Linked DNA regions of Homo sapiens: region 2 is linked to region 1. A link is a loop called in an ENCODE intact Hi-C map of the cell type or tissue named here. Cell type or tissue: B cell. All regions are shown on one strand. Links, peaks and the distances in the headings refer to the core of each region. The heading gives the core; the rest is flanking DNA.

The links. Peaks named below come from ENCODE experiments on the same cell type or tissue, not always from the same donor. Only the 100,000 strongest peaks of a DNase experiment are listed, where the experiment ranks them.
Region 2: it touches region 1 in a loop (24-fold over the local background); 3 of 110 quality-filtered maps call a loop at or near these places.

What each region holds. Positions count from the first base shown.
Region 1 is chr4:105,711,437-105,721,655 of GRCh38, reverse strand. GSTCD (glutathione S-transferase C-terminal domain containing) reads right to left here. Exons shown (of 12, transcript NM_001370181.1): 2 at 3,617-4,063; 3 at 2,129-2,596. The coding sequence starts at 4,042. Among named protein-coding and RNA genes, the nearest start is that of GSTCD, 7.8 kb to the right of the region's middle. In B cell, for the core only: CTCF peaks have their summits at 5,555 and 5,757 (motif pointing right); DNase peaks (open chromatin) are centred at 5,775 and 7,255; H3K4me3 peaks cover 660 bases; H3K27ac peaks cover 994 bases.
Region 2 is chr4:104,926,501-104,936,719 of GRCh38, reverse strand. No RefSeq gene overlaps it. Among named protein-coding and RNA genes, the nearest start is that of TET2, 220 kb to the left of the region's middle. RefSeq lists an enhancer at 5,732-6,071. In B cell, for the core only: no CTCF peak of the experiment used is centred there; DNase peaks (open chromatin) are centred at 5,459 and 5,779; H3K4me3 peaks cover 700 bases; H3K27ac peaks cover 767 bases.

The sequences.
Region 1 (10,219 bases), core at 1,554-9,553:
AAACAAAAAAAACACCTCATCGATTCTACTTGTTATTGTTTTCCATCTTTGGTTTTATTCTGTTTAGCAGAACTGGGTATTTTCCCTAGTTCTTCTAATTTTGACCCTTAGTAATTCAAACCTTGATTTAGCAAAATTGACTCTTACTTTTATGTCCTTGACTTTATTCCTGCGACTAAATATTCTGTCCCTAGATTCAGTTTTATGTTTCTGGTAACTTGACCTTGATTACGGATGTTGAACTTGATCCTGATTCTGATCATTTGGATGGCCACTCCATTCACCTCAATGTATGTTAATGCAAGCAAAAAGGCTTGCCAACATAACCACTATATGAATTAAAATGACTACTTTATTACCCAAGATGATTTAAAGAGAAAAATATAACAAATATCAAGGGTTTATCAAAGAAGGATGAATTCTGGAAAACATGAGGTGGGCGGATCACAAGGTCAGGAGTTCGAAAGCAGCCTGGCCAACATGGTGAAACCCCATCTCTACTTAAAAAATACAAAAATTAGCCAGGCATGGTGGCGTGCACCTATAATCCCAGCTACTTGGGAGGCTGAGGCAGGAGAATTGCTTCAACCCAGGAAGCGGAGGTTGCAGTGAGCTGCGATTACACCACTGCACACAGCCTAGGTGACAGAGCGAGACTCCATCTCAAAAAAAAAAGAAAAAAAAATCCAGTAAAAATACAAAGGAACGAAGGAAAATATTTTGAGAATTAGTTTATGTATTCAAATAATTTTAATAAATTTCTTCAATAAAGGAATGGATATGCCACTTTCATTCAATTCTGGTGAAACTGGAAACACAGTTATCCAAAGAAGTCAAGAAGACAGAAGACCAAGTACTTCATAATGTATCAAATGACTGCTCTAATGACGGAACTTGGTAATAGAAGAGAGGGATCATGGAGAAGAGAACCTAGGAATCATCTGACTAGGAAAAAATTTAAAAATCAATGTCTTCTTCCCACTCAACTCCATGGACTCTGTGAAGACATATGACATCTGGCATTTAAAATAGCAATCAACATCTAAACAATTCCTGGATCTCTCTCTTTTTATATTGTTTTGGTTGCCAAATTTGGTTCAATTTTGAGGAAAAGAGAAATGTTCTTTAAGAAAATGACAATTGATGAATACTGCCGAGTTTACTTGTGAAGCAAAGCCTTCAAATACATAGATTTTCGATAGCAGTCTCTTCTGTCCATAGAGATACCTGAATTGTTGGTGATATATAATGAGAATGAAATCTAATATCTGATTCCTTAGTAGGGAAAAGGGGGAAATGCTTCCAAGAAAAAAACCCAAACAAAAGCAAAAAGCAATGCAGCTCTTGAAAACCAATTGGAAGGCTGCAGAGAGCTAAGCTTCCTATGTTCACTCTGGTATTATTTTCACCCTGTTCTTTTTTCCTCCACAGAGGGAATGTGTGTGTGCACACGTGTGTGCGTGTGTGAGTGTGTGTATGTAAGACAGACAGAGAGAGAGAGAGAGAGATCTTCCTACTCAGAAAACGTTCTATCTATTCTCCCCCAGCACATAATAACAGAGCCAGCTACTTTACTCTCAGAGAGAACAGAGAAAAGCACACAGGTCAGAATAAAATATTTTCAGTTTGATAATACCTAACATAAGATTAATTTAAGTGACTAACAATTCATTATAAAATTTAGCTGACAAGATTTTTAGTTTTTTTTTTTTTAACTGCACCCTCTAATAGTAGACGTCCAACGGAGTATCCATTGCACCACAGAGCCGACTTGGACCTTCTACTATTAGAAAGTAATCACAACAGAAACTTGAAATTAATAATAACAATTGTTAACATTTTAGCAACTTCACATTAAAAGTCATAGTAATTACTAACTTTGATTGAGAGCTTACTATGTGCCAAGCACTGTTCTCCATACTTCACACAAACTTTAATTTGTTCCTTACATTTTTCCTTTTAGATAGGTACTATTATTATCACCATTTTACAGATAAGAAAATGGAGAAAGATATTAATAACTTTCCTAGCAGCATATTGACAATAAAAAGTAAAACAGAAATTCAAACCTAGGCAATTTCATAGACTGAAACTCATAGTAATGTGTACAGTCCAGATGAAACCTTACCAAGAAATGATGGATACAGGGCAAGAGCACAATATCTGCCAGAGTGAAGTAAAGCCCTTCTGCAAACACATGCTCCAGAGGTGGAAGGTCGGAGGCTTTTGCTTTTCTGATGTGAGAAGGCTCTCTGTTGGTAGTAGCTGGTTCTTCCTGTACTGTGAGCTTTGAGAATGCCACTTTCAGTTCCAGACTCTTGGATGAAGAATCCAACCCTTCAGATGTTTCCTGTGTGTGGACCTTGCTCTTTGCCTTTCCCTTAGTAAGGGGAGGCCCAACTCCATCAGCCTTCTGTTGCTTGAGCTTCTGCCTGCGGAGTTTATCATCATTATGCACTCTAACAGGCTCACTAAGCTTTTTCTCTAGCTGTAGTATTTCTACAGGTATAGTTGGGGGCTGGTCAGAAGATTCTCTGAGAAAATTCTCAATAGCCAAAGGGATGGTGAGTTCACATAGCCTGGTCCACTGACTAACCTACAAAACAAAAACAAAACAAGAAATGAAAAGATTTTTTAATTTCAATATAACTTTAGAAAAAATAACTGTCTTATTGGGAAATAAGTTTTGAGCTCAATCATCCCTGGGCTAGGCTTTTATGTTGTATCAGGAGACACATCACAGTGCTTCAGAAGTAAAAACATTAAGCAAAAGAAGTTTAGCATTCCTGTATTCCCCTTACTAAATAAATCATTACTTCCCAAAGCCTTTACAATATACCTCCCCTGTCCTACCCTCCTCCTAGCCCCCACAATAAGCAGGGCTTCCAAAGCATTGCTATTTGAGCTCCTATTTATATGTAAACATTCCATTTAAAAATCAACATAACTAAAATAAAGAAAAAAGAGTTATTTTCTAAAAATGTCTCCAAACTTTATAAATTAAGACTTAAATTCTTATTTTTCAATACTGCACTGAAATATTGACACACGTAAAGGGTATATTAGCCCATTTGCATTGCTGTAAAGGAATAGGTGAGGCTGAGTAATTTATAAAGGAAAGAGGTTTATTTGGCTCATGGTTCTGCAGGCTATATAAGAAGCATCTGCTTCTGATCAGGACCTCAGGAAGCTTTTAGTCATGGTAGAAGGCAAAGGGAGTGCAGGCATGTCACATGGGGAGAGAGGGTGCAAGAGAGAGCAAGGAAGAGGTACCAGGCGCTTTTCAACAGCTAGATCTCTCATGAACTAATAGAGCAAGAACTCACTCATTACCCCAGTGAGAGCACCAAGCCATTTACGAGGCATCTGCCCCCACGACCCAAACACCTCCTACCAGGTCCCACCTCCAACAACATTGGGGATCACATTTCAACATGAAATTTGGAGGGGATAAATATTCAAACTATATCAAAGGGCTACTTTATTTCATTGGTTACTGGGGTTTTTTAAAATAAATAAACTTTTATTCCTAATAGGAAGTTAAAATATTAAATGGTCAGGTAATTATGTTATCACTGTGTAGCTTCAAATAACAGAAAAAAGACATTATACTTACTTCAGCACAGGCTTTCAAGCAAGTCTTTTTAAAGCCCAGAAGTTCCAAAAGTTCCTTCTTTAAGGGGTCTGCTTCATAGGATTTCTGGATTATGTGTCTCAATACAACAGCAAGTCCTGCTCTACAAAAATTGTCTGATCGTTCTACTACTGCAGGCAAACAGCAATTTTGGACTATTGGTGGGAGCTCCTGCCTTGAAATAATCTGTATTTCAACATCCTGGATCAGGTCATCTCTTAGTAGTGAACTATCTCTACTCACCTCTTTGGTGACAACTAAGCAAATTTTAAAGATTTTACAGTCACAGTAAGATAACAGAAATAAAGTTACAGATGTATGAAGAGGAAAGATGCATCCTTCTGTTTGGTGAGAAAAGTCCAGGTACAGGTATTCTTCTTCTGTAAGACTTTTCTTTATGGCTTTCATTTTCTTCTTTCATTGGGTCACCTAAAGTATAAATTGAAGTGATTATGGTCTTAGAATATAATCATTTAGAAGCTAAAATAAAAGATGAATGTTTCAAAAGCCTGTTCTAGAAATCAGTAAAAATTTGCAGTAGATAATAATGCTATAAGGTTTGTTTCTGAAGACTGACTAAATGACTTCCAAAAGAAAAAAATTCCACCCTGTGCAATTAACTAGCATTAGAGGAAATATTACACCCAGCTCCTTTAAAATGAGCAAACCCCAGTGCTTTGCAATAGAGCCCTCCCAATCAAGTATTTTGGGGTCTCACTATATGTGAGAACAGGAGATAAATAGAAGGGGAAATAAATTAACCAAAAATACTGAGAGCTGTCTGGGGATAATATCCTTGAGAAGTTTTGACAGTGCTGGTCCTTCCATACTGCTTCTTTTTTACGACCCTACAAAATAATAGGGAGGGGATATTCGTTCTTTCAGGAGAAGTGGATTCTCCTCAAGTAAGTGATAGCTGCTGAGTGCTGAATCATAATATAAAAATATTTAAATTTCCCCATAACATGGATACTGATAGCTATCTTAAAGTTAACCTGTCCAAAATCCAGTTCCTTATTCTCTCCCACCCCTCAAACCTGCTCCTTATGTGTCTTCCCATCTCAGGTTACACCATTCTTTTCCTTCACACCCCCATAACCAAACCCTCCAAGGTCTTCCCACCCTCCTTAGAGAAAAGCCAAAGTTTCTGCAACAGCCTACAAAAATCTCCTTGATCTAATCCTCCTTTATGTCTCAGAGTTTGTCTCATTAACTTTCTTCATTGCTCACTGCTCCAGCCAAAGTAGATTGTTATTCCTCTAAAACAGCCATCTCCAACATTCTTGGCACCACGGACCAGTTTCATGAAAGACAGTTTTTCCATGGGAGGTTGGTGGGGGGATGGGGATGGTTTCCAGATGAAACTGTTTCACCTCAGATCATCAGGCATTAGATTCTCATAAGGAGAGTGCAACCTAGATCCCTCCTGCGTGCAGTTAAGAGGGTTGGAGCTCCTATGAGAATCTGATGCCGCTGCTGATCTGACAGGAGGCGCCATTCAGGCAGTAATGCTGGCTCACCTGCCACTCACCTCCCACTTTGAGGTGGGGTTCCTAACAGGCCACAGATGGATACTAGTCCTGGGCCCAGGGGTTGGGGACCCTTGCTAAAACACTAGGTACATTCTCACATCAGGGCCTTTGCATTTGGTGTTTCCAGTACCTAGAACACTTCCTCACTTCCTTCAGGTATTTATTTATTCAATGGCAACTTCTTACTGAGATCCTCCCTGACTACTCAATTTAAATCACAAACCCCAATCCCCACGCTCCCTGAAAAAAACCTTTCTATTTCCATCTATGTTTTTTCTTCCTAGCGCTTATTGCTATGGTGATATACTATATGTTATTATTTGTCTCCTCTAACTAGAATGTTCCATGAGTAAAAATTTTTTGTTCACTGCTTTATAGGTTTATTATATATATAAGCAAGCAGTATTTGACAAATGAAAGCAGAGATAAATATACATACTGGTTAAAGGTGCAAACACACACAGTCTTGAGGTCAGATTCTTCATGGCTATTTTCAAGTCATATTCCTTAAGGTTTTTATCAATTGTCCTGTCTTTTTATGTTTATACATTTCCCGGGTCAAAAATTCCTAATGTTCTAATACATAAATTACAATTCCAAAACTGACACTAGATGGCACTCTTTAAAAGTATTCACCATGGAAATACGTACCAGAAACATGACATATTAGAAGGAAAATTACTTTAAAAGCTGTTAAAAAGTACACATGCACCTCTTGTCTTTTAAGTGTATTCAAAATGTTAGTGTACACTTAATTTTAGAAAACCTTCATCATACTAAATTTTCTTTAATATTTTAAATCCCTTTTTTAAAAAAATCTGAAACAAGACCTAAACACTTTAAGCTTCTTAGTTCTTCATTTTTTAAAACTAAGGAACTTGTAATCCATTATAAAAAATAAATATAGTCAGTAAAGTATTATCTAAGTTTCTTAATAATACAAATAATCACTACTGCTTTATTTTATATTTCTTCTATTAAAATATAACAGATATATACCATGATTTGTTACTTCTTAAAAGATTATCTGGGGGAAAATTATTTTATATACTGTAAAAGCAACAACTTTTTAACTTACAGATGCCATTTTCTCCCTGAGCTTATTTTTTAAAAATTTTTGTCACTGAGAGATAATTTTAAAACAAAAAGGTATTTATTAAAGATCAAAGTTCAAAGAGTTTTTTTATAAAGCTGAATAGAGCTCTGGAAATATTTTCATTATTAATATAACACCTTTATGCTATAAGTCCTTAAAAACAGTCAAACAAAGTGAGATCTGTAACAACACTAGGGCAAAAAGGACCAACCACACTTTCCAGGAATTAACAGTCTTTTTGAGGAGTTTGCTCTGGACTCACTCTCCTGACAGTAGGAGAGTAAAAAGAAGACTCACCCCTAAGTGTTTCAAGAAAGCAGTTTTGAAAGAAAACATGACTGATTTCATCATTTGCCCAACAGTCTAAAAAATAGTAATTACGAGGCTCATCCTAACACTTTTTAAAAAACTGGAAACAAAGCCATGCTATTTAATAGCTTTTAAGATATGTAGAAATATTCTTTTAAAAAGTATGCCTATATTTGCCACGTTGTAAGGCACATAAGAATATGAAAATAGGATTTTAGACATATTCTATAAACTCTTCTCACTGTTAGCACTTAATAAAATGCTAAATGTCAGCAAAACAGAATAGCAATAACCTGCCCATGGTGATATCTAAAAATTAATGAGATGCCTGAGAGAAAATGCAACAAAGTACTGTTGATTCTTAACGTATTTTTTTTAATATAGATGTTGGTTTTCCCCCTGGGAGATTAAAAATGTTACTTAATGATCTTAGAATAAAAAAAAAAATTACTCTCCTTGAATAATGTCTCCCTATTATGTACTAATATAATTTTTAAAATAAATATTAAATATTTGTAAACCTGTACAAATGTGATGTTTTTGGCTTGCACTGTGCCTTTTTAGAGAGTAGAACCAGTATTTGCTCCAAGTATGCAAATATCACAGGCAAAAAAAAAAAAATCCTTCCTCTTTTTTCTTTTCTAGCTTCAGAATGCCTTAGTTCGCTAATTTTCTGTCACGAGCTTTAAGAAGGTAGGTACTATAGAATCAACTTCTGTCTCCAGGGCTTCTGCGGCACAGCTCTTGTTACTCCATATTACATTCCTGCCAAGCACAGAAATAGAGTAATTTACTCTTTCTCAGCTTTGACAGGTGCCACTCTGCAGAGAGGGAGTGAGAAAGTAGCAGACAAAACCACAAACTTCAGGATATTAAATAGAGTGTGCATCTCTTTCCTGGACGTGCCAATTTGCTTGGGAATCTTGCCGAATGAATAAATGGGTAAAAAGAAAAGATTATGTCTTTGATTTCATTACTCAGGAATGTTCTAATATATTTTTAAATGGTGGAATTAGTCATAGGTTTAATATTTAGGCATTCAGATCTGGTTTTTTTTTTTCACTTTCATTCTAATGAATATATCTTAGCCTTGATAAAACACAGAGAATGAGAGATAAACAGTAAACATATTAAAAACAAGCATACTTCTCCACAGTCCAGAAAAAATAAAGCTTGAAAATTTTGTGATCAAAATTCAAGTCAAGATCTATGGCATTATGTATACATAACATTATATATTAGATAAATTATATATTATATAATGAAGACCAAAAAGTGCATAACTGCTGCAAATGATTAACCTGTGTTTTGTTTTTTGTTTTTTCAAATAAGTTATCTTTGTGACTACAATTTGATAGGAGCTCAACAAATGTTAGGTAAATAAAGTTTTAAATATTACATACATTTTATTGTCCACCTACTATGTGCTAAGCACACAGAACATGTGCATTACTTCTAATGCTCACAATCCTTAAAAGTATTTTATTTCCATTATAGAGATGAGAATTGTACATCAGTCCAAAAGTATTAATTAAATTCATAAAAGATCTTATTTAGAGACATTTAAGAATAGGTATTGTTCTAATATAACAGTACTATTTATAAATAAAATTTCATAAATTGAAGCAATTTTACCAAAGTGAAAATTGTCAGATATTATGTTATTCTAAGCAAGTATGCTGGTTTCAGTAATCCTTGATATAAACTTCCATTCCAAAGGCTGGGTTATTTGACAAGTTTCTGCACTGGATTAAATTCTTTGGCAATTCTTTCCTGATTCCTTTCATTGGCTACTCTGCAGATGTCTCAGTGACCCACAGCTCAGTGTTTTGCTCTCTGCTCAATCCACACTCCATCCTTCGAATACTGGCTTTCAAACTTTTGAGCATGCCACACAATTAGGTATATATTTTATAATGTAACACACAATACACTGAATAAAATAGAAACAAAAATGTCATGAAGCAATACTTATCCTACAATATGGGATAAATCTGATATTTTTTACTCTGTGCTTGTTTTTTTAAATGCTGGTTGTTACTCATTACATTGATTTCCTGACTCATTAATGGGGCACAACTCACAATATGACAGCACTGTTCTGGGTGATCTCCAGTGCCATAGCTTTAAATATGATCTGACTCTTACATGTATATCCCAGCCGTATCTTCTCCTCTAACTCCAGACTACTATATTCTACTTGACATCTCCATGTGGATGTTTTTCTAAACCTGCTCCCCTTCCCTTCGTGTTCTACTTCCTGGTAAAATGGCAACACCAATTACCCAGATGCTTAGGCCAAAAACTCAAAAGTCCCACTCAACTTCTTTTTTTCTCTCTCTCATACCCTGCCATCTCTACCTTTGAAGTATATGCTAAATCCAACTCCTCAGCACCTCTACCACTACCACCTTAATCTAAGTCATCGCCAGTGCTTACAAGGACTACTGCAAAAGCCTATTAACTATTTTCCTCCACTTTCCATAAAACAGTCCATTCTCCAACAACAGGGTGATCCTTAAAAACATAAATCAGATGTCTCGTGCTCAAAACCATCCAATGGCTCTTCAGCACACTCAAAATAAAATCCAAATTTCCTATTATGGCCTATAGGCCTACTGTGACCCTAGCTATCCCTTTCTGACCTCATCTCTTATCCTTCTTCACTCCCTTCCAGCCATAGCTGTCCTTGCTGTTTTTGGAAGGTGCCACTTGAGAATATTTGTACTTGCTATTGCTTTGCCTAGAATGCTTTTCTCCAAGAGATTCACAGGGCTTGCTCCCTCATTTCATTGATTTTTCTGCATAAATATTAACTCAGAACAGCCTCTCCTGACTGCCTGAATTGAAAAAGCACACCCTAGCCTCTTACCTAGCTTCCCTTTTTCTTCATAGCTCTTATCACCTAACACTATAACATCTCCAGTGCTTAATGAACTGAAACTTTAGTTCAAGGAATGAATGTACATATATGAATGTCAGAAATCACTGTCTGAGAGTATTATTAATAACTTTAGTCTTGGTACAATGTGTATCTCATTCTTCATGACACCATTCTTTCTTTTCCAAATTAATAACTCTATTTTAAGGACCAACTAAGTATAAATTAAAATGAAGAAATAAGATCACCTTTGTGAGGTGAATCGGGAAAAGTATAAATGGAATCTAACCAAACTCATAAATAAAGCAAGCACAGAAGTTTTTATGTATACTTATATCCAGGGCAAAGGAACTAAGAATCTTAACTAGATTCCATACATGTGCCTAGCAAGAATATTTATAAAACAAGAATTATAAAGTAATAGATTAGAGCCGAGACTGTTGAGCCAGACCACCTGGGTGCAAATATACTGGTTCTGATTCTTAGTAGCTATAAAAAACTTTTCTGCATATCTGTTTCCTCACTTATATAATAAAATGGAGACAATAATAACTGTACCTACCATGTAGTGTGCCATACAGAAAAAAGCTTGTCACATATTAAGTCCTTAAATAAATACTAGCTACTATTATTTCTTTATAATTTATAACCAAATTCCTTATCAACTGGCACTATTAAAATATGCAAACCTTGATGGGCAAAACCCAAATTATGGTTTATATTTTCAAGCTTCTTTCCATGAAAGGTAAAGGATTTATATTGATTGA
Region 2 (10,219 bases), core at 1,046-9,045, 780 kb after region 1:
GTAGAAAAAAGATATGAAGATAGGGAAGTGTATGATGTTTGGGGCAATGATGAATGTCCAATGGGACTGCATTGCAGGCATGAAGCAGAAGTTATTGAATAGGCTGCGTTGGCTGCAGGTAATAAAGAACATGACTAACAGTGGCATTTTCATTTTAAATTATTTATCTAATGCAGGCAACCTTTTAAAAATTATACTTTAAGTTGTGGGATACATGTGCAGAACGTGCAGGTTTGTTACATAGGTATACACGTGCCTTGGTGGTTTGTGCACCCATCAACCCATCATCTACATTAGGTATTTCTGCTAATGCTATCCCTCCCCTACCCCTCTACCCACTGACAGGCCCCAGTTTGTGATATTCCCCTCCCTGTGTCCATGTGTTCTCATTGTTCAACTGCCACTTATGAGTGAGAACATGCCATGTTTGGTTTTCTGTTCTTGTATTAGTTTCCTGAGAATGATGGTTTCCAGTTTCATCCATGTCCCTGCAAAGGACATGAACTCATTCTTTTTTATGGCTGCATAGTATTCCATGGTGTATATGTGCCACATTTTCTTAATCCAGTCTATCATTGATGGGCATTTGGGTTGGTTGCAAGTTTTTGCTATTGTAAATAGTGCTGCAATAAACATACGTGTGCATGTCTTTATAGTAGAATGATTTATAATCCTTTGAGTATATACCCAGTAATGGGATTGTTGGGTCAAATGGCATTTCTGGTTCTAGATCCTTGAGGAGTTGCCACACTGTCTTCCACAATGGTTGAACTAATTTACACACCCACCAACAGTGTAAATGCGTTCCTATTTCTCCACATCCTCTCCAGCATCTGTTGTTTACTGACTTTTTAATGATTGCCATTCTAACTGGTGTAAGATGGTATCTCATTGTGGTTTTAATTTGCATTTCTCTAATGACCAGTGATGATGAGCTTTTCTTCATATGTTTGTTGGCCACATAAATGTTTTCTTTTGAGAAGACATTTATGTTCATATCCTTCGCCCATTTTTTGATGGGGTTGTTTATTTCTTGTAAATTTATTTAAATTCTTTGTAGATTCTGGATATTAGCCCTTTGTCAGACGGGTAGATTGCAAACATTTTCTCCCATTGCGTAGGTTGCCTGTACACTCCGATGCTAGTTTCTTTTGCTGTGCAGAAGCTGTTTAGTTTAATTAGATCCCATTTGTCACTTTTGGCTTTTGTTGCCATTGCTTTTGGTGTTTTAGTCATGAAGCCTTTGCCCATGCCTATGTCCTGAATGGTATTGCCTAGTTTTTCTTCTAGGGTTTTTATGGTTTTAGGTCTTACATTTAAGTCTTTAATCCATTTTTCAGTTTTCTGCATATGGCTAGCCAGTTTTCCCAACACCATTTATTAGATAGGAAATCCTTTCCCCATTGCTTGTTTTTGTCAGGAATGTTGAAGATCAGATGGTTGTACATGTGTGGCATTATTTCTGAGGCCTCTATCCTGTCCTATTGGTCTATATATCTGTTTTGGTACCAGTACCATGCTGTTTTGGTTACTGTAGCTTTGTAGTATAGTTTGAAGTCAGGTAGCGTGATGCCTCCTGCTTTGTTCTTTTTGCTTAGGATTGTCTCGGCTATATGGGCTGTTTTTTGTTCTATATGAAATTTAAAGTAGTTTTTTCTAATTCTTTGAAGAAAGTCAATGGTAGGTTGACAGGGATAGCATAGAATCTATAAATTACTTTGGTGAGTATGGCAATTTTCACAATGTTGATTTTTCCTATCCATGAGCATGGAATGTTTTTCCATTTGTTTGTGTCCTCTCTTATTTCCTTGAGGAGTGGTTTGTAGTTCTCCTTGAAGAGGTCCTTCACGTCCCTTGTAAGTTGTATTCCTAGGTATTTTATTCTCTTTGTAGTAATTGTGAATGAAGTTCATTCATAATTTGGCTCTATTTTTGTCTATTATTGGTATAAAGGAATGCTTGTAATTTTTGTACATTGATTTTGTATCTGAAACTTTACTGAAGTTGCTTATCAGCTTAAGGAGATTTTGGGCTGAGATGATGGGGTTTTCTAAATATACAATCATGTCATCTGTAAACAGAGGCAATTTGACTTCCTCTCTTCCTATTTGAATACACTTTATTTCTTTCTCTTGCCTGATTGCGTAGCCAGAACTTCCAATACTGTGTTGAATAGGAGTGGGGAGAGAGGGCTTCCAGTTTTTGCCCATTCAATATGATATTGGCTGTGGGTTAGTCATAAATAGCTCTTATTATTTTGATGTATGTTCCATCAATACCTAGTTTATTGAGAGTTTTTAGCATGAAGGGGTGTTGTATTTTGTTGAAGACCTTTTCTGCATCCATTGAGATAATCATGTGTTTTTTGTCATTGGTTCTGTTTATGTGATGGATTATGTTTATTGATTTGCAGATGTTGAACCAGCCTTGCATCCCAGGGATGAAGCCAACTTGATCATGGTGGATAAGCTTTGTGATGGGCTGCTGGATTCAGTTTGCCAGTATTTTATTGAGGATTTTTACATTGACATTCTTCAGGAATATTGGCCTGAAATTTTCTTTTTTGTTGTTGTTGTGTCTCTGCCAGGTTTTGGTATCAGGATGATGCTGGCATCATAAAATGAGTTAGGGAGGAGTCCCTCTTTTTCTGTTGACTGGAATAGTTTCAGAAGGAATAGTACCAGCTCTTCTGTGTACCTCTGGTAGAATTCGGCTGTGAATCTGTCTGGTCCTGGACTTTTTTTGGTTGGTAGGCTATTAATTACTGCTTCCATTTCAGAACTTGTTATTGGTCTATTCAGGGATTGGACTTCTTCCTTGTTTAGTCTTGGTAGGGTGTATGTATCCAGGAATTTATCCATTTCTTCTAGATTTTCTAGTCTATTTGCGTGGAGGTTTTTATAGTATTCTCTGATGGTAGTTTGCATTTTTGTGGGATCAGTGGTGATATCCCCTTTATCATTTTTATCGTGTCTATTTGATTCTTCTCTCCTTTCTTCTTTACTAGTCTGGCAACTGGTCTATTTTGTTGATCTTTTGAAAAAACCAGCTCCTGTATTCATTGATTTTTTGAAGGGCTTTTTATGTCTCTATCTCCTTCAGTTCTGCTCTAATCTTAGTTATTTCTTGTCTTCTGCTAGTTTTTTAGTTTGCTTGCTCTTGCTTCTCTAGTTCTTTTAATTGTGATGTTAGGGTGCCAATTTTAGATCTTTTCTGTTTTCTCCTGTGGGCATTTAGTGCTATACATTTCCCACTAAACACTGCTTTAGCTCTGTCCCAGAGATTCTGGTACATTGTATGTTTGTTCTCATTGGTTTCAAAGAGCTCAATTATTTAAGCCTTAATTTTGTTATTTACTCAGTAGTCATTCAGAAACAGGTTGTTCAGCTTCCATGTAGTCATGTGGTTTGAGTGAGTTTCTTAATCATGAGTTCTAATTTGATTTCACTGTGGTCTGAGAGACTGTTATGATTTCCATTCTTTTGCGTTTGCTGAAGAGTGTTTTACTTCCAATTATGTGGTCAATTTTAGAATAAGTGTGATGTGGTGCTGAGAAGAATGTATATTCTTTTGATTTGGGGTGGAGAGTTCTGTAGATGTCTATTAGGTCCATTTGGTCTAGAGCTGAATTGAAGTCCTGAATATCCTTGTTACTTTTTTGTCTCATTGATTTGTCTAATATTGACAGTGGGGTGTTAAAGTTTCTCATTATTATTGTGTGGGAGTCTAAGTCTCTTTGTAGGTCTCTAAGATCTTATTATATGAGTCTGGGTGCTCCTTTTTTGTCATTTTTTATCTTTGTTGGTTTAAAGTCTGTTTTATCAGAGACTAGGATGGCAACCCCTGCTTTTTTTTTCTTTCCATTTACTTGCTAAATATTCCTCCATTCCTTTATTTGCATGTGAGATGGGTCTCCTGAATACAACACACTGATGGTTCTTGACTCTTTATCCAGTTTGCCAGTCTGTGTCTTGGGGCATTTAGCCCGTTTACATTTAAGGTTAATATTGTTATGTGTGAATTGGATCCTATCATTATGATGCTAGCTGGCTATTTTGCCCATTAGTTGCTGCAGTTTCTTCACAATGTCAATGGTCTTTACAATTTGTTATGTTTTTGCAGTGGCTGGTACCGGTTGCTCCTTTCCATGTTTAGTGCTTTCTTCAGGATCTCCTGTAAGGCAGGCCTGGTGGTGACAAAATCTCTCAGCATTTGCTTGTCTGTAAAGGATTTTATTTCTCCTTCACTTATGAAGCTTAGTTTGGCTGGATATGAAATTCTGGGTTGAAAATTCTTTTCTTTAAGAGTGTTGAATATTGGCCCCTACTTACTTCTGGCTTGTAGGGTTTCTGCAGAGAGATCCACTGTTAGTCTGATGGGCTTCCCTTTGTGGGTAACCTGACCTTTCTCTCTGGCTGCCCTTAACATTTTTCCCTTCATTTCAACCTTGGTGAATCTGATGATTGTGTGTCTTGGGGTTGCTCTTATTGAGTAATATCTTAGTGGTGTTCTCTGTATTTCCTGAATTTGAATGTTGGCCTGCCTTGCTAGGTTGGGGAAGTTCTCCTGGATGATATCCTGAAGAGTATTTTCCAACTTGGTTTCATTCTCCCCATCACTTTCATGTACACCAATCAAATATAGGTTTGGTCTTTTCACATAGTCCATATTTTCTTGGAGGCTTTGTTCATTCCTTTTCATTCTTTATTCTCTAATCTTGTCTTCATGCTTTATTTTATTAAGGTGATCTTCAATCTCTGAAATCCTTTCTTCTGCTTGATCAATTTGGCTATTGATATTTGTGTATGCTTCACAAAGTTCTTGTGCTGTGTTTTTCAGCTCCATCAGGTCATTTATGTTCCTCTTTAAACTGGTTATTCTAGTTAGCAATTCCTCTAACTTTTTTCCAAGGTTCTTAGCTTCCTTGCATTGGGTTAGAACATGCTCCTTTAGCTCGGCAGAGTTTGTTATTACCCACCTCCTGAAGCCTACTTCCTTCAATTGGTCAAACTCATTCTCCATCCAGTTTTGTTCCCTTGCTGGCAAGGAGTTGTGATCCTTTGGAGGAGAAGAGGCATTTTGGTTTTTGGAATTTTCAGCCTTTTTTTGTGCTGGTTTTTCCTCATCTTCCTGGATTTATCTACCTTTGGTCTTTGATGTTGGTGACCTTCAGATGGGGTTCCTGTGTGGACGTCCTTTTTGTTGACATTGATCCTATTCCTTTGTGTTTGTTAGTTTTCTTTCTAACAGGCCTCTCTGCTGCAGGTCTGCTGCAGTTTGCTGGAGGTCCACTCCAGACCCTGTGTGCCTGGGTATCACCAGCAGAGGCTGCAGAACAGCAAAGATTGCTGCTGTTCCTTCCTCTGGAAGCTTCATCTTAGAGGGGCTCCTGCCAGATGCCAGCTGGAGCTTTCCTATATGAGGTGTCTGCTGACCCCTGCTGGGAGGTTTCTCCCTGTCAGAAGTCACGGGGTTCAGGGACCCACTTGAGGAGGCAGTCTGTCCCTTAGCAGATCTCAAGGGCTGTGCTGGGAGATCTGCTGCTCTTTTCAGAGCCAGCAGGCAGGAACATTTAAGTCTGCTGAACCTGTGCCCACAGCCACCCCTTCCCCCAGGTGCTCTGTCCCAGGGAGATGGGAGTTTGATCTATAAGCCCCTGACTGGGGCTGCCACCTTTCTTTCAGAGATGCCCTGCCCAGAGAAAAGGAATCTAGAGAGACAGTCTGGCTACAGTGGCTTAGCCAAGCTGTGGTGGGCTCCGCCCAGTTCAAACTTCCTGGCCGCTTTGTTTACACTGTGAGGGGAAAACCACCTACTCAAGCCTCAGTAATGGCAGACGCCCCTCCTCCCACCAAGCTCCAGCATGCCAGATTGACTTCAGACTGCTCTGCTGGCAGTGAGAATTTCAAGCCAGTGGATCTTAGCTTGCTGGGCTCCCTTGGGGTGGGATCCTCTAAGCTAGACCACTTGGCTCCCTGACTTCAGCCCCCTTTCCAGGGGTCTAACTTTTTCTGTCTTGCTGGTGTTCCAGGCACCACTGGAGTATGAAAAAATTTCCTGCAGCTAGCTCGATGTCTGCCCAAATGACTGCCCAGTTTTGTGCTTGAAACCCAGGGCCCTGGTGATGTAGGTACCGGAGGGAATCTCCTGGTCTGCAGGTTGCGAAGACCGTGGGAAAAGCATATTATCTTGGCCAGGGTGCACTGTTCCTTACAGCACAGTCCCTCAGGGCTTTCCTTGGGTAGAGGAGGGAGTTCCCTGACCCCTTGTGCTTCCTGTGTGAGGTGACATCCCACCCTGCTTCAGCTCACTCTCCATGGGCTGCACCCGCTGTCTAACCAGTTCCAGTGAGATGAGCTGTGCACCTCAGTTGGAAATGCAGAAATCACCCACCTTCTGCGTTGATCTCGCTGGGAGCTACAGACCGGAGCTGTTCCTATTCAGACATCTTGCCAGCCACAATCCAACAGTGGCTTTAGTAAATAAGGAATTATTTTTTCCTACAGAGCAAGAAGTAAGAATATAGAAAATTGCTGGCATTGCTCCCATTGTTCATGATGCTGTCAAGGATATAGGCTCTTTCTACCTTGCATTCTCCTTCCTTCATTTGCTGGCTTTTTCCCCTTTGGCTGAAGGCCCCACGGTTTTTAATATGGCTACCACAACACCAGGCATCATATCCATGCAGGAAGAAGAAGAAAGAGGGAAGGGGAGAGTCCAGCTCCATTGGTCTCTTTTATTAGAAAATATCCCTCCTAGTTGCAAAGGAGAGTGAAAAAATGACTATATGGCAAAGGGAAAGAACATTGTGATTATCACCTTAGAATGGTTGTTCATCACCTCCTAGAGATGAGCACATTGCTCTTGTATACAGACAAGTTCTGATAGCAGAAACAGGGGAGATTAGTCATTGATTGGCAGTTTTTAGTCTTCCACTGTGGAGGAAGAAAATGGAATTGGTGGCAGTCTTGAAGGCCTTTTTGGTAGGTTTAGGAGTTTCAGCTTTATCAACAAATATGTAGTATTTAGTATGTGTCTCCAGTAATTGAATGTGTGTGTTGTCATAAACCATAAGATATTTCAAGAGTTTTAGGTTGAGTTATGTTTATAAAAATTTTTTATCATATTCTAGTTTTATGTACTAGAAAAAATACTTGTCAAATAGGCCTTACATAGGGAGGGTTTTTACAACTTACTTAGAAAAATAACCAGAAATGGTGGACCTATTTATCCACCAGAAGCCGGATGTATTCTGGAGCAGCCTATATGGTTTTAGAATTTCATCCAAATTTGATGCAAGGAGATGCAAGTACTCTCTACAACCTGGCAATGCCAAGTCCCCCAATACATGCCCTTAGTAGGATTTGTGAACACTTAGCCGACAAGTATATACTCAGTGTCTCATGTCTAAATGTGACACAAAAACAGCAATGAGATACTTTTGGAATGACATTTCATCTCATACACAGAATTTGCCTGACTATATGTAATTATGTTAATACTTCAAGTGTTCATTTAATTATCTTTCTGTTAAAATGTATTTAACTTATCATTAAAGTACCAATAATCTTTAGACCAATAAAGTAGATAGTAGGAGGTCTAAAATACAATGATTTATACTATTTTGGAAAAGAAAAATCCCTTTAAGGAAAGTGTTACAAATAAAATTTCTTTAACTCTTTAATCAGGTATTTTCCTACTTAGTGAATATTTATGTGTATGGAAATTCATCACAGGATTGCTTTTATGTCTTTGCTTTTAATACTTGGTGCTAAATTTTAGTGATTATGTAGATTGGTTAAAGTTTTGACCTTTTGGAAGTTTGTTTTCTTGTTGTTGTTATTGATTTTAATTACTTTGTAATAAATTCTAGATCTTTGTAAGATATGTGACCATTATTGGCATCAGTTTGTAAAAGCTATAAGCCATAGTGGTTTCCTTATATGCAAATGAAAGAATGCAGAGGTATACACAGAGCGATTCAGAGGCATATTCAGGAAAGGGGGAGATCATTACATCTTAACCTATTTCTATTTTACCATGTTCCTTTCCTGTGGGAAAACATGAAAATGTGGTGATTCATTAAGACATGTTAACCAGGAAGTAGAGTCCCTATGGCCATTTCACATCTAGAAGAAAAATTTTATAACTGTTGCTAAATAGATTTAATCAATAGGAACTAAGACTTGAGATAATGACAGATAAACAGAGGTACAAGTACTAGAGATATTGCCGTCAAAAATATTTGGTGATTTTTAACTGACCTCAAAGACCATCTACAAGCATTTTATTAGGATTCCTATGTTGTCATTCTCATATAACAACTTGATACCACCATTTCATGTAACATTATTCTGCCATATCTACTAGAAATTAAGAATTGTTGGGGGGCTAGCTAATGTGCTAGGTCCAGAATGTACATTTTTGGAGCAATCATATAAGGATCTAGCTATAAGGATTGTGGATCCATATGAATTCTGTAGGTCATCTCAAAATCTCTGCATATCTAACTTTATTTTTTTCTTTTCTTTCTCTCTTTCTCTCTCTCTCTTCCTTTCCTTTCTCTTTCTTTTTCTCTTTCCTCTTTCCTTTCCTTTCTCTCCACAGAGTCTAACTCTGTCACCTAAGCAGGAGTACAGTGGCATGAACATAGCTTGCTGCAGCTTCAAACTCCTATGCTCAAGTGGTTTTCCTGCCTCAGCTTCCTGAGTAACTAGGACTACAGGTGCGTGCCACCATGCCCAGCTAATTTTTGTATTTTTTGTAGAGATAAGATCTTACTATGTTACCCAGGATGGTCTTGAAGTCCTGGCTTCAAGTGATCATCCAGCCTTGGTCTCCTAAAGTACTGGGATTACAGGCATGAGCTACCATGCCTGGCCGGGATATCTAAGTTTTGTGTGTAATAACCTTATTTCTTGTGTTGAGGCTTTTCTCTACTATTATATATAATAGTGTAGAAAAAGGATATATATATATATATATACATCTCTCTCTCCTTTTGTTTCTGTGATGTATAGATCACTCACTTCAATTTTCTGTGGACAGTTTTTTAAACACAGATGTGTTTTTGTGACTAATGGTGGCTGTTGGGTTGTTAGAGATCCAAAGACAGAATAAAATCACAGGGAGAACCTTCAAGTATTACAGAGCAGGACCAAGTAGATGGTGTCTTTCTCCCTACCTCCATGCTTCCTTCCTCCCTCCCTTCTTTCCTTTGCTTGCTTCTCCTTTCTGGGTAGGCATTTGTAGGAACTGTTTTAGCCTCTAGAATCATACAATATTTGACAAAAGAAAAAAATAAAGATGGAGAGGCTCATAGCTGTAGAATTTGAATTGCTCACTTTTGACTCAATGCACTTTCTAACACTGCTTTTAAGTACTAGGTGACAAAATAAAATGATACACTACTTTACGGACATATATAGTTTTAGAAAGTATTCGATTGAGTTACAGAATGTTGTCCAGGCAATTAAGAACAGTATTTACCTATGTTCTTTATCTTGTGACTGGTTTAATGGGTCTACCCTGAGAATAGTTCTATTTGATGATACTTTCCCTTAAAAAGATACTAAGATATTTGTAGCTGTACAAAGTAAGTTACTTCTGTTTGAAGAGCACTGGATTCTTTATGAAAGGTGTTCATCCCATTATGATTGTATAATAAACATAAAGATTTTTAAATCACCGTTGTGTTCAAGTAGGTAAATGGAAACTCTGCAAAGAATCTGCTTACTACTGGGGATGGAGGTGGGAAGAGCCTTTTTGGAATGATGTGTTACAGAGAAACTTTGCTCTCTGGAGTCCATATATCATTTACAGCAAAAAGAAGAAACACATTGCTTATAGACGAGAGAGTCTTGGATTAGGAATTCATAATGTGCTAGGGGATGCTGATGAAGCTTCTACCTGGAATAATGAATGTGAACTGTACATTCAGGGTAAAAATAACATTAGTTATGAGATTCTCTAAGTTGCTTGACATGACATGTTCTAACTTATACTTTAAGCTTGACTGCCTTCAAATATCTCTTAAATAGCAAAGCTATATATAAATGAGCCCATTTATTTTGGATGACTGGTTATAGGAGTAATGCATGCCATTTCCATCATCTTATATTTCTAATTTAGCTGGACTGAAATGATGTTCATCTTTTATGATGGGATTAACATTTGGAAACTCTGCCAGTTTTCTAGATGCTGGCATTCTGTGGTTTGT